2 separate regions of the Homo sapiens genome follow, and region 2 is linked to region 1. The links are chromatin contacts, found by Hi-C or POLR2A ChIA-PET in ENCODE. All regions are on one chromosome and are shown on one strand. Each heading gives the region's core, a stretch centred on a gene start or an enhancer-like site at or near the end of the contact. The rest is flanking DNA. Distances are from core to core; before and after follow the strand shown.

The links. A loop is a pair of places that touch in the nucleus more often than their neighbours do. ChIA-PET counts read pairs that join two places held with the same protein, here RNA polymerase II (POLR2A). Pooled maps may share reads with other maps.
Region 2: a pooled map shows a loop between it and region 1 (3-fold over the local background). The contact joins the promoter of ABHD6 here to the enhancer-like site in region 1. A Hi-C loop is called at or near these places in 4 of 50 pooled maps. POLR2A ChIA-PET finds 5 or more read pairs at or near these places in 3 of 52 experiments (CD4-positive, alpha-beta T cell, PC-9 and activated CD4-positive, alpha-beta T cell).

The regions. Positions count from the first base shown.
Region 1 is chr3:57,981,644-57,986,418 of GRCh38, forward strand. It overlaps LOC105377104 (a long non-coding RNA gene), which reads left to right. Exons shown (of 4, transcript XR_940874.3): 3 at 2,702-2,827; 4 at 3,612-4,775. Among named protein-coding and RNA genes, the nearest start is that of FLNB, 24 kb to the right of the region's middle. Within about 2 kb of position 2,293, at least 19 of the 41 ENCODE cell types and tissues checked have a DNase peak (open chromatin) inside an H3K27ac peak, as active enhancers do; they include CD4-positive, alpha-beta T cell and PC-9, where a contact is called at or near this core.
Region 2 is chr3:58,235,732-58,240,506 of GRCh38, forward strand. ABHD6 (abhydrolase domain containing 6, acylglycerol lipase) reads left to right here and starts at 2,061. Exons shown (of 10, transcript NM_001320126.2): 1 at 2,061-2,185. RefSeq lists an enhancer at 1,472-2,411 and silencers at 1,633-1,802, 1,813-2,302.

The DNA.
Region 1 (4,775 bases), core at 1,043-3,542:
AGAGCAGAGCGAGGACTGGGAAGCGCTGGGGGTGCAGGGTGGCTGCGGGGTGCACTACCCCAGAGTTCTGTCCTCATGTCCAAACCAACCCTGTTCCCGTGGGCCCGGGGCCCCTGCAGGTTTCCTGAACCAGAAGCGACCTTTGCCTCTCTGCTGCAGGGAGACGTGGGTAAGGCCTCTTCAGGTTTTGGCTGTGCAGGGTAGCTGACCTTTCCCTGTCTCTGAGGACCTCTCCCCACTTCCCTTTTTGTGTCCACCCTACAGTCCGAGCATTATTCATGCCCAAAATATCTCAGAAAGCCACAACAGCCCTGCTCTCCACCCAGGACTACAGTCTCTTGGCCTGTGTTCTTTTATTTATTTATTTATTTTTATTTATTATTATTTTTTGAGATGGAGTCTCACTCTGTTGCCAGGCTGGAGTGCAGTGGTGTGATCTCGGCTCACTGCAAGCTCCGCCTCCCGGGTTCACACCATTCTCCTGCCTCAGCCTCCCAAGTAACTGGGACTACAGGTGCCCGCCGCTACACCCAGCTAATTTTTTTTTTTTTTGTATTTTTAGTAGAGACGAGGTTTCACCGTGTTAGCCAGGATGGTCTTGATCTCCTAACCTCGTGATCAGCTCATCTCGGCCTCCCAAAGTGCTGGGATTACAGGGGTGAGCCACCGTGCCCGGCCACTTTTTTTTTTTTTTTTTTAGTAGAGACGGGGTTTCACCATGTTGGCCAAGATGGTCGCAATCTCTTGACCTCGTGATCCGCCTGCCTCGACCTCCCAAAGTGTTGGGATTATAGGCGTGAGCTACTGCGCCCAGCCGCCTGTGTTCTTTTAAAAGGTCGTCTTCCTTCCTGCCCTTCATCACTTGCCCTCCATGGCCCTTCATGGCCCCTCTGCTTCCCTGGACAAAGCAGAGATGTGACTGGTGTTCCCAGCATTTGTCCACAGACACCATTTTCCTCTCAGGCCCTGAGGTGCTGGACTACAGAGCCGGCCTCCCAGCCACCTGCCATGAAAACCTCACCAGGACCAGTGGGACTCTGTTAAATCTGTTAACACCCCCACTTCGGCCTGCCCTAGACAACAGCTACATCTTGGAAAAAGGAAATGAAACTGGTTTAAAACCTCTCCCAACTGTTCAGAAGGCTCAGGCCCCATTTCCAAGACAGAAGGAGCCAGACTCTTCTGCGCATGTCCCTTTATTTATAGTCACCAGATCCTGGTCCCAACGATCAAGGCTCCTGGGTGGGGATGGTCCTGTGTGATGTATGCAGCACACTCAATGCCCCCCACCATGCCCCTTCAGCCTACACCACTCACCTTAGCCGCCAGCAGCCATGACTTTTTTCTTTTCTTTTCTTTTTTCTTTCCTTTCCTTTTCTTTGATTTTTTTCTCTTTCCTTCCTTCCTTCCTTCTTTCTTTCTTCTCTCCTCTCTTTCTTTCTCGCTCTCTCTCTCTCTTTTCTTTCTTTCTCGAGACAGGGTCTTGCTTTGTCACCCAGGCTGGAATGCAGTGGCAGGAACATGGCTCACTGTATCCTCGACCTCCAAGGCTCAAGCGATCCTCCTGCCTCAGCACCCCAAGTAGCTGGGACTACAGGAGCACGCCACCACACCCAGCTCATTTTTGTATTTTTCGTAGAGAGGGGGTTTCACCATGTTGCCCAGGCTGGTCTCAAACTCCTGGCCTCAAGAGATCCACCCATCTTGGCCTCCCAAAATGCTGGGATTACAGGCCTGAGCCACCACATCTGGCCATGCAGCCGTGACTTTTTCTGATCACAGGAGCTGGCTGTGCTTGCACACATGGTCGGCCGGAGGGTGGTGAGTTAACAGCCCCTCCTCAGTAAGCCCTCAACCAATGACTACTGGTAAATGCAGGCCCCAGCCCTTCAGATGCCTTGGAGGGTACACTCTACCTGGCCCTTAGGTTCCCCTGCAGGATGGAGCTCCAGCTGCTCGCAGGAGCAGCCCACTCATGAATGCACCTTTTGTGGGCTTCCTGTCTTTCCAGCCTCACCTCCCACCTCCCTTGCCAGCACTTCTTGGAATCATTTCCCAAATGAATAACTCCTATGTGAATCCTGGACTTGGGTCTGCTTTTGAGGAAACCCAAACTAAGACAATATCAAGTTGCCAACATTTATTGAGCACCGTCTCTGTGCTAAGCATCGTGCTCAGCATTTCACAAGTCTTAACTCATTTAATCCTATGACAGCCAGCACTATGAAGAAGAGACCGTTATCATTTCCGTTGTACAGACGTGGAAACTGACTCAGAGCATGGGCTTGAGGCCAAAGGCCTCTTCCACTCCACCCATCCTCCATCAGCCTGAATTGCTTTCATTTCCTCAAAATGCTGGGCTCCCACACCTCTTGATCTCTGCACTCTGGGGCACAGGGAGGTTAAATCACTTGGTGACACAGCAATTTAGAGGCTGAGCTACCCAGATTCAAGAGCCATCTCCAGGCTCAGAGCCCACATACTCTGCCACTGTGGTAAGCAAAATATTGGCCCCTCAAGGTATCCAAGTCCTAATCCCTGTAACCTGTAAATGTGACCTTACATGGCAAAAAAGAGACTTCACAGATGTGATTCAGTTAGGGCCCTTGAGATGAGGAGAGTATCCTGGATTATCCAGATGGGCCCCATGTAATCACAGCAGGCTCTGTAAGAGGATCTCCTCCTCCTGTCTGTCTTTCAGACAAAAGAAGATAGGATGACAAAGCAGAAGACCAGAGAGAAAGAGATTTGAAGATGCTACCCTGCTGGCTTTGGAGATGGAAGCAAGGGCCATGAGCCAAGAGGTGTATGTGGCTTTTGGAAGCAGGTAAAGGCAAGGATAGCCCCTGGAGCCTCCAGAAGGAGCCAGCCCTGCTGACGCCTTGACTTTAGCCTAGTGAAACTGATTGCTGACTTCTGGCCTCCAGAATGATAAGAGAATACAGTTGTGTTTTCTTGTTTGTTTGTTTTGAGACAGGGTCTTGCTCTGTCACCCAGACTGGAGTGAGTGGGTCCATTTTGGCTCCCTGAAGCCACTACCTCCCAGGCTCAAGTGATCCTCGCACCTTAGCCTCTCGAATAGCTGGGACCACAGGTGCACACCACCACACCCGGCTAATTTTTTTTTATAGATGGGGTCTCCCTATGGTGCCAGGGCTGGTCTCAAACTCCTGAGCTCAAAGGATCCTTCTGCCTTGCCTCCTAAAGTGCTGGGATTACAGGTGTAAAGCCACCTCCACATCTGACTCAGTTGTGTCCTTTTTTTTTTTTTTTTTTTTGTCAAGATAGAGTCTTGCTCTGTCACCCAGGCTAGAGTGCAGTGGCGTGATCTCAGCTTACTGCAACCTCCGCCTCCTGGGTTCAAGTGATTCTTGTGCCTCAGCCTCCTGAGTAGCTGGGACTACAGGTGCACACCACCATGCCCAGCTAATTTTTCTATTTTTTAGTATTTCACTATGTTGGCCAGGCTGGTCTCAAACTCCTGGCCTCAAGTGATCCACCTGCCTTGGCCTCCCAAAGTGATGGGATTATAGGTGTTGAAGCCACCACGCCTGGCCTAGTTGTGTTCTTTTATGTCATGAAATTTGTGGTAATTTTTTTTATTAAAGTAGCCACAGCAAATTAACACAACCACGGAGCCAGTCCCCACAGCCTGGTCAGGTGCAGCATGATTCCAGACAACAGCAATGAGGAAGCCAGCCTTGTGGAGCTGATGCCTGGCAGAGAACATCACTAAGCAACAGGCATCCTGAGTGCTTGGGTTTGAGGCCCAGCCTTGCTATCTCCCAGCTGTGTGATTTGGACCAAGTAACTCGATCTCACCTCACCTGCCTGATGAGATAACAGGATTTTGTGAGGTTTATATGTATCTTTGGCTCTTGGAACAATGTCTGGCACAGAGTAATTTACAAGGGCTCAGTAAATCTGTCATTTATGGCCTCCCCATGTCAGCAGCTAGGTGGCTGGCCACAGCCCTCGTGGTGGAGTGAGGCTGGGATCTGGGGCTGGCCAATGAGAGGCCCAAGTCTCCTTGACTGGGGGATCAGCCATGGTCACCAGAACCAACTCACATCAGCCCTGGACTTTGGCTGGAAGTTCTGGGAAAGAGGTGCTCTCTCCCTGTTGGGATCTTGTTGGGATTCTCGAGGAGCTCGGCCTGGAGAAGATGGCGGGCATTTTTGTCACCACGAGGGGACAGCCTGCCTGAGAAGGAAGCCAACAGGAAGGAAGGTGGAGACCAGGATGGAGCAGGGCAGCTCTTGATGACGTCACCAAGGCCCTAGATCCAGACTTGCCTGAACCACCCCTTGGACTGTCTGGTTCCAGGAACCAATCACTACCCCTTTTTGCTTTAGGAGTTTTATCTGGGTTTCTGCCACTCACAACCAGGAGAGTCCTGACTGATAGACAGGGACTCAATGAACACATGTTGATTGAGTGACTGAGTGAGCATTCAGGGCTCTGGCACTGTCCTGAGCCCAGTAAATTTTGGGATGATTGTGTGGTAAGTGTCTCGCCTTCCTGTAGGACCATAGGGACTTGCAGGGGATTCTTCATTTGACTTGGGAAGATGCCTTCTTCGTCCTCCCTGCTTGCAGGGCTTGGCATCGAAGTCTAGGTTCCTTCAAGAGAAGGCGGAGGTACTGTGCACCTGGCCCAGGAGGCCAAATCCCTGTTTTCTTCTCTCTGACCCAAATTTCCCCAAACAGCGAGGTCTCAGCTCCACTTGGAGAGGGGAGATGGGAAAGAGGCTGGCTGCTAGAGTCCAAAGCAAC
Region 2 (4,775 bases), core at 811-3,310, 250 kb after region 1:
AGGTGTTTCTAAATATAAAACTCTGAGGGAAAAAAACCCTCGGGATATAGAAATTCCAGGCCCTTGGAGACGCCCAGGGTCACAGGCTGTGAGTTAAATAAAAAACCCACCAAACTGATGAACTACCCATTTTTAAGGTTTTGGAGAGGGAAAATTAAAAGACTAAGGAGCAATTGTTTTAAACTTTATACCAGGTGTATTGATGGCTTCTAGGCTGGGGCCTTCCAGGAAGTCATTCATCAATTTCATTGTCTATTTATTCACCCCCTGGACTCCTGTTTTGGTGAATGTTCCTGAGTCCAAGATGCTAATCCAATAGGTGGCCAGTAGTGACTGAAGGACATTTAATCCCCACATTTTGTGCTATCTCTGTGGACCTGCTCTGGGGATGTTGGTGGACTGCTGGCTTGGAAAGGTTCTGCTTCAGCCGTAAGGAGAGATAAAGCCAGAGAGGTGGGACTGAGCAACCCGCTGTTTGGTGAATAAATTGCCACTGAAACTCGGGGGCCATTCCCTGAAGTGAATCACATGCAGCCATTGAAGTCTAAGTGATAAGGCAGCCAACAATTTAAAGGAAAATGCTCCAGCCCAAGCCAGGGGGACTGTCCCAAACTCCGGATGAATTCCAGCTGCCCTGCAGAGCAGGGTTTACAGGCATGGGGATCACTAGTGGCTTCAGAGATGCCCCTTTGCCACTTCTCCGGGACTTCTTGACTGTGTCCTATTCTTAAAACCCAGGACCTGCACCACTCAGCCAGGCTCCACCAGCGTGGAGGCCTTGGCAGGCTGAGGCCCAAAGGCTGCCTTTGTGGGGGATTTAAACGGCCAAGAGAGTCTTGCTGAGCCCTGGCCCCTTGACGTCTGGAGTGGCAGGCCAAGCACTCAGTGCAGCAGGAAGATCTGGGTGCCACTAAGGCCCCTAACAGGTGTAGTAAATATCTGTTAAATGAACGAATACATGTTTTGATGAAAGAAGCCCACAGTGCAGTGTGAGCCCAAAGGGGTCTTACTGAAGGCTTCCTGGAGGAAGTGGCAGCTAAACTGAGACATGGAAAACACGGAAGAGTAGCCAGGCCAAGCTGGGGTTTAACTGTCCCTAAAAGAAAGAAACGACCATAGCAGGGGTTTAACCAGAGGTGGCCGAAGGCCTTTCCAGGTGCCCATTTCTCCCGTATAGCTTTGGAGTCAGACGATCCTCGGTTGGAATTCCCAGTTCAGTCCTTACAGTCTGACGTCCCGCACAACCCGACGCCGGCAACTGTCTCCAAACACCCGAGAGCCAGGGCGGGAGCATGAGCGCCTACGGTGTTCCTTGGGGTGGAGCCCTCGCAGTGTCCAGAGGATTTGGGGGCTCCTGCGCCCCCATTTCTCCCATTTCCTGGACTATCCAGGGCAAGCCCCTCACCTCCCTGAGCCTCGGTGTCTTCTGAGAAAAGAAGTCGACCCCAGTGCCTACCTCATAGGATTACGTGAGACAACCGATGTCAAGCAGTGTTGCTTTGCTGCCTGAGAACCCCTGCCTGTCCCTTTCTCTCTGATGCCCTTCGGGGCAGAGATCCAGAGATCCTGCCTGAGTCACTTTGGCGGGTTTAATGCCCAGCCGCGCCAGGCACACAGTAGGTGCTCAGTAAGTGAAACAGTGCCGGGAAGAATTCGGGCCGGGGATGTGGAACTGTGTGTGGCTCTGCGGGCTCAGAGGCCCTCCCCGCGCCCCGCCACCGTGTGCGTTCCGGGGCGGGGCGGGGCGGGGGCGGGGGCGGGGGCGGGGGCGGGACCGGGCGCTCGGGCTCCGCCCCCGGTACCTCTGTAGGCGATCCTGCTCTCGCCGTGGCTTTCGGGTGCTAGGAGACAGTTGCCGGCGTTGGGTTGTGCGAGACGCTAACTGTACCCTCCGGGTTTAACGCTGTGAGGCAGCGCGCGGAGGAACTGGGGATAAGCGCCCCGGAGCCCCCAAACAGAGCGCGGCCGCTGGGGGACAGCGCGCGGCGCCGGGTCGGGGCGGGGCGGCTTTTCTGTCGGAGGACGCGAACCGGCACGCTGCGCCTTTAAGGAGTCCAGCTGGGCTGGGCGCCGGAGCTGGGAGCGGCGCGGGTAGGAGCCCGGCGGCAGGTCCCAGCCCGGGGCTAGAGACCGAGGGCCGGGGTCCGGGCCCGGCGGCGGGACCCAGGCGGTTGAGGCTGGTCAGGTGAGCGGAGGCGGGCGGGCGGGCGGTGGTGCGCTCCTAGGGGGATGGGGCGCCCTGATGGCCCCGTGACCTCTCCCCCAGTGTCTCCCTGCAGCGGCGCATCGAGTGGAAAGAGTCGGCGATCTGCACTTGCCTTTCCACTCCGCTCCCCGCGCGGGCGCTGCCCCCACCTCCCGCTGCCTGGATAGGTTTGAGATGCCCGAAACCCGGCGCCCCATTTCCTGGGTCCAGCCAGCCTCTTGAAGCCGGGGGACAGAGTGAGGACGGGTCGGGACCTGCACCCTCTTTCTACTTCGCCTCCCCACCCCCTGCGCCCGCAGCAGCCCTTAGGCGCCCCTCGCAGTGCCGAGAGGATTTTGGGGTCCTGCAGCCCTGTTTCCCCCATTTCCTGGAGAAGGACTGCAGCTCGCCCACCCAGATAGCATCTTGCTCCGTGTCACGCGCCGCCTCCGCGCCGTCCCCAAGATCTCGCTCCGCTACTCCCCTCCCCCAGCAGCCTTTCAGCTTCCCTTTCCCCAGCCTGCCCCGGCTCCCGTGCCCTTGCGCCCCTTCCGTGTCGAAACACTTGAATCAGGATGCTGTCCAGCCAGGTACCCGCCGGCAACTTGCGGTCCCCCGCCTACAGCGACACAGGTTTCACGGCTGCCTTAGAAATGCGGATTGTGTAACGCCGGCTGCAGGGCAGTGCACGTGCAGGGTTTGCGCCCCTGAGCCCACAGCGAGGCCAGGTGACAGAGTGAGGCATGGGGGAGTGGGGGAAGAGGAGGATGCCAGAGGGTCTAGATACTGTGCATGCAGAGAATATGTATTTTGAGCCCTTTGTATGCCCCAGGAGCTGGGTGGTTAGGAAGAGGAAATAAAGTGGGGGTCTTACTCCAGCTGGGACCTGGAGGCCCTCATTTATCTCGCCGCCCCCCTCCCCGCTGCTCCCGCCTGCTCAGAAATCCCTAGTGGCTCCACCTGGCTAAGAGTTTAAAGTAGTTTATAATGAATAATAGCTGACATAGAATAAGCAAATCTTGTGTGCCAGGCCCTGTCCTAAGCCCCTTAAAAGAATTACCTGCCATACTTTCCCCAACAGCCCCTTGAGGTAGGTACCACCGCTGTGCCCATTCCTGAGAGCAGGAATATGAGGCTTCCAGAGGTGGTACCTTCCCAAGACACGAAGTGAGTCTGGCCTCAGAACCACCCCCTTCCCCCAACCGCCCCCCCAACCCGACCTCGAACCACTAGACTTTTTACCCAATTTCAACAAATTCTTATCAAGAACATTGTTATAATATAGGAAATTAGAAATAACAGAAATTAATCACCTGTGTTTCTAGCACTAATTTGTTTTTCTCAGACCAGCAAGGGCCTCTCAGCTTCTGGTAATAGTACCCACTTTAAAGGGTAGTGGCAATATTTAGATAAAATAATGCACAGGGCCCAGCATGTTTTAAGCACTCAGAAAGCAGCAGCTGTTATTATGAAGAGTGGTAGTTGACCACTACCTTGAATTACTGGAAAAAAATAATTAATAAATGGCTCACACTGACTCTACAGAAATTAACCATTTTGTGTGCTCAGAAAGGCCTATGAGACTTTCTCTATTTTCATCTTTTTATTATTTTTATTATTTTGCCTTTTCGACACATTCTGTGGCTTTCGTCAACTCCAAATTATCCATTGTCTTTGTAGTTAGAGACAGAAGTGCCCTTCTGGTTTTTTTAGCTTTTAAAATGTGTGACCTTTGATTCTGTGAGCATCTGCAAACCTAGAGTAAAAGATGGGAATGCAGTTTGTGCAACTGGGAAGTAATTCTGAAACTTGATATGAGAAAAAAATTGTCCTTAGAGGTGATCCTGGTTTGCAGTATGCGTTGGGTGAGGTCTATCCTGGGGGCGAGAAGTTAGACTCAAAGATTATCTTTGGGTTTGGAGGGAAGAAAGGCAAGCATGAATGTTTTGTCTCGGTGTGGTGGGCTCACACCTCAAAGTGGCCAGCACTTTGAGAGGCCAAGGCAAGAGGATCACCTGAACCCAGGAGTTCAAGACTAGCCTGGGCAACATGGTGAAACCCCATCTCTACCAAAAAAAAAAAAAAATTAGCTGGGAGTGGTGTTGCGTACCTGTAGTCCCGGCTACTTGGGAGGCTGGGGTGGGAGGATTGCTTGAGCCTGGGAGGTCAAGGCTGCAGTGAGCTGAGATTGCTCCACTGCACTCCAGCCTAGGTGAAAAAGTAAGACCCAGTCTCAAAAAATAAAATAAATAAATAAAGAATGAGTGTTTATCCTAGTAGGCTAGCTAAGATTGGAAATCAGCTTCACTATGTCATATTCTTTAAAAAAATTTTTTTTTTTAGAGATGAAGTCTCACTGTGTTTCCTACTCAGGCTGACCTGGAACTCTTGGGCTCAAGTGATTCTCCCACCTCAGCCTCCCAAGTAGCTAGAACTACAGGTGTGCACCACCACACCTGGCATGCTATGTCATACTTTTTATGAAACTCCTGGTTATTTTGGTGATTAGATCAATTATTACCGTGATGAGTGTTCAAAAGAAAAGAGGCAAGACATCCCCATCAAAGCTAAATATTTGGAAGATGCCAGG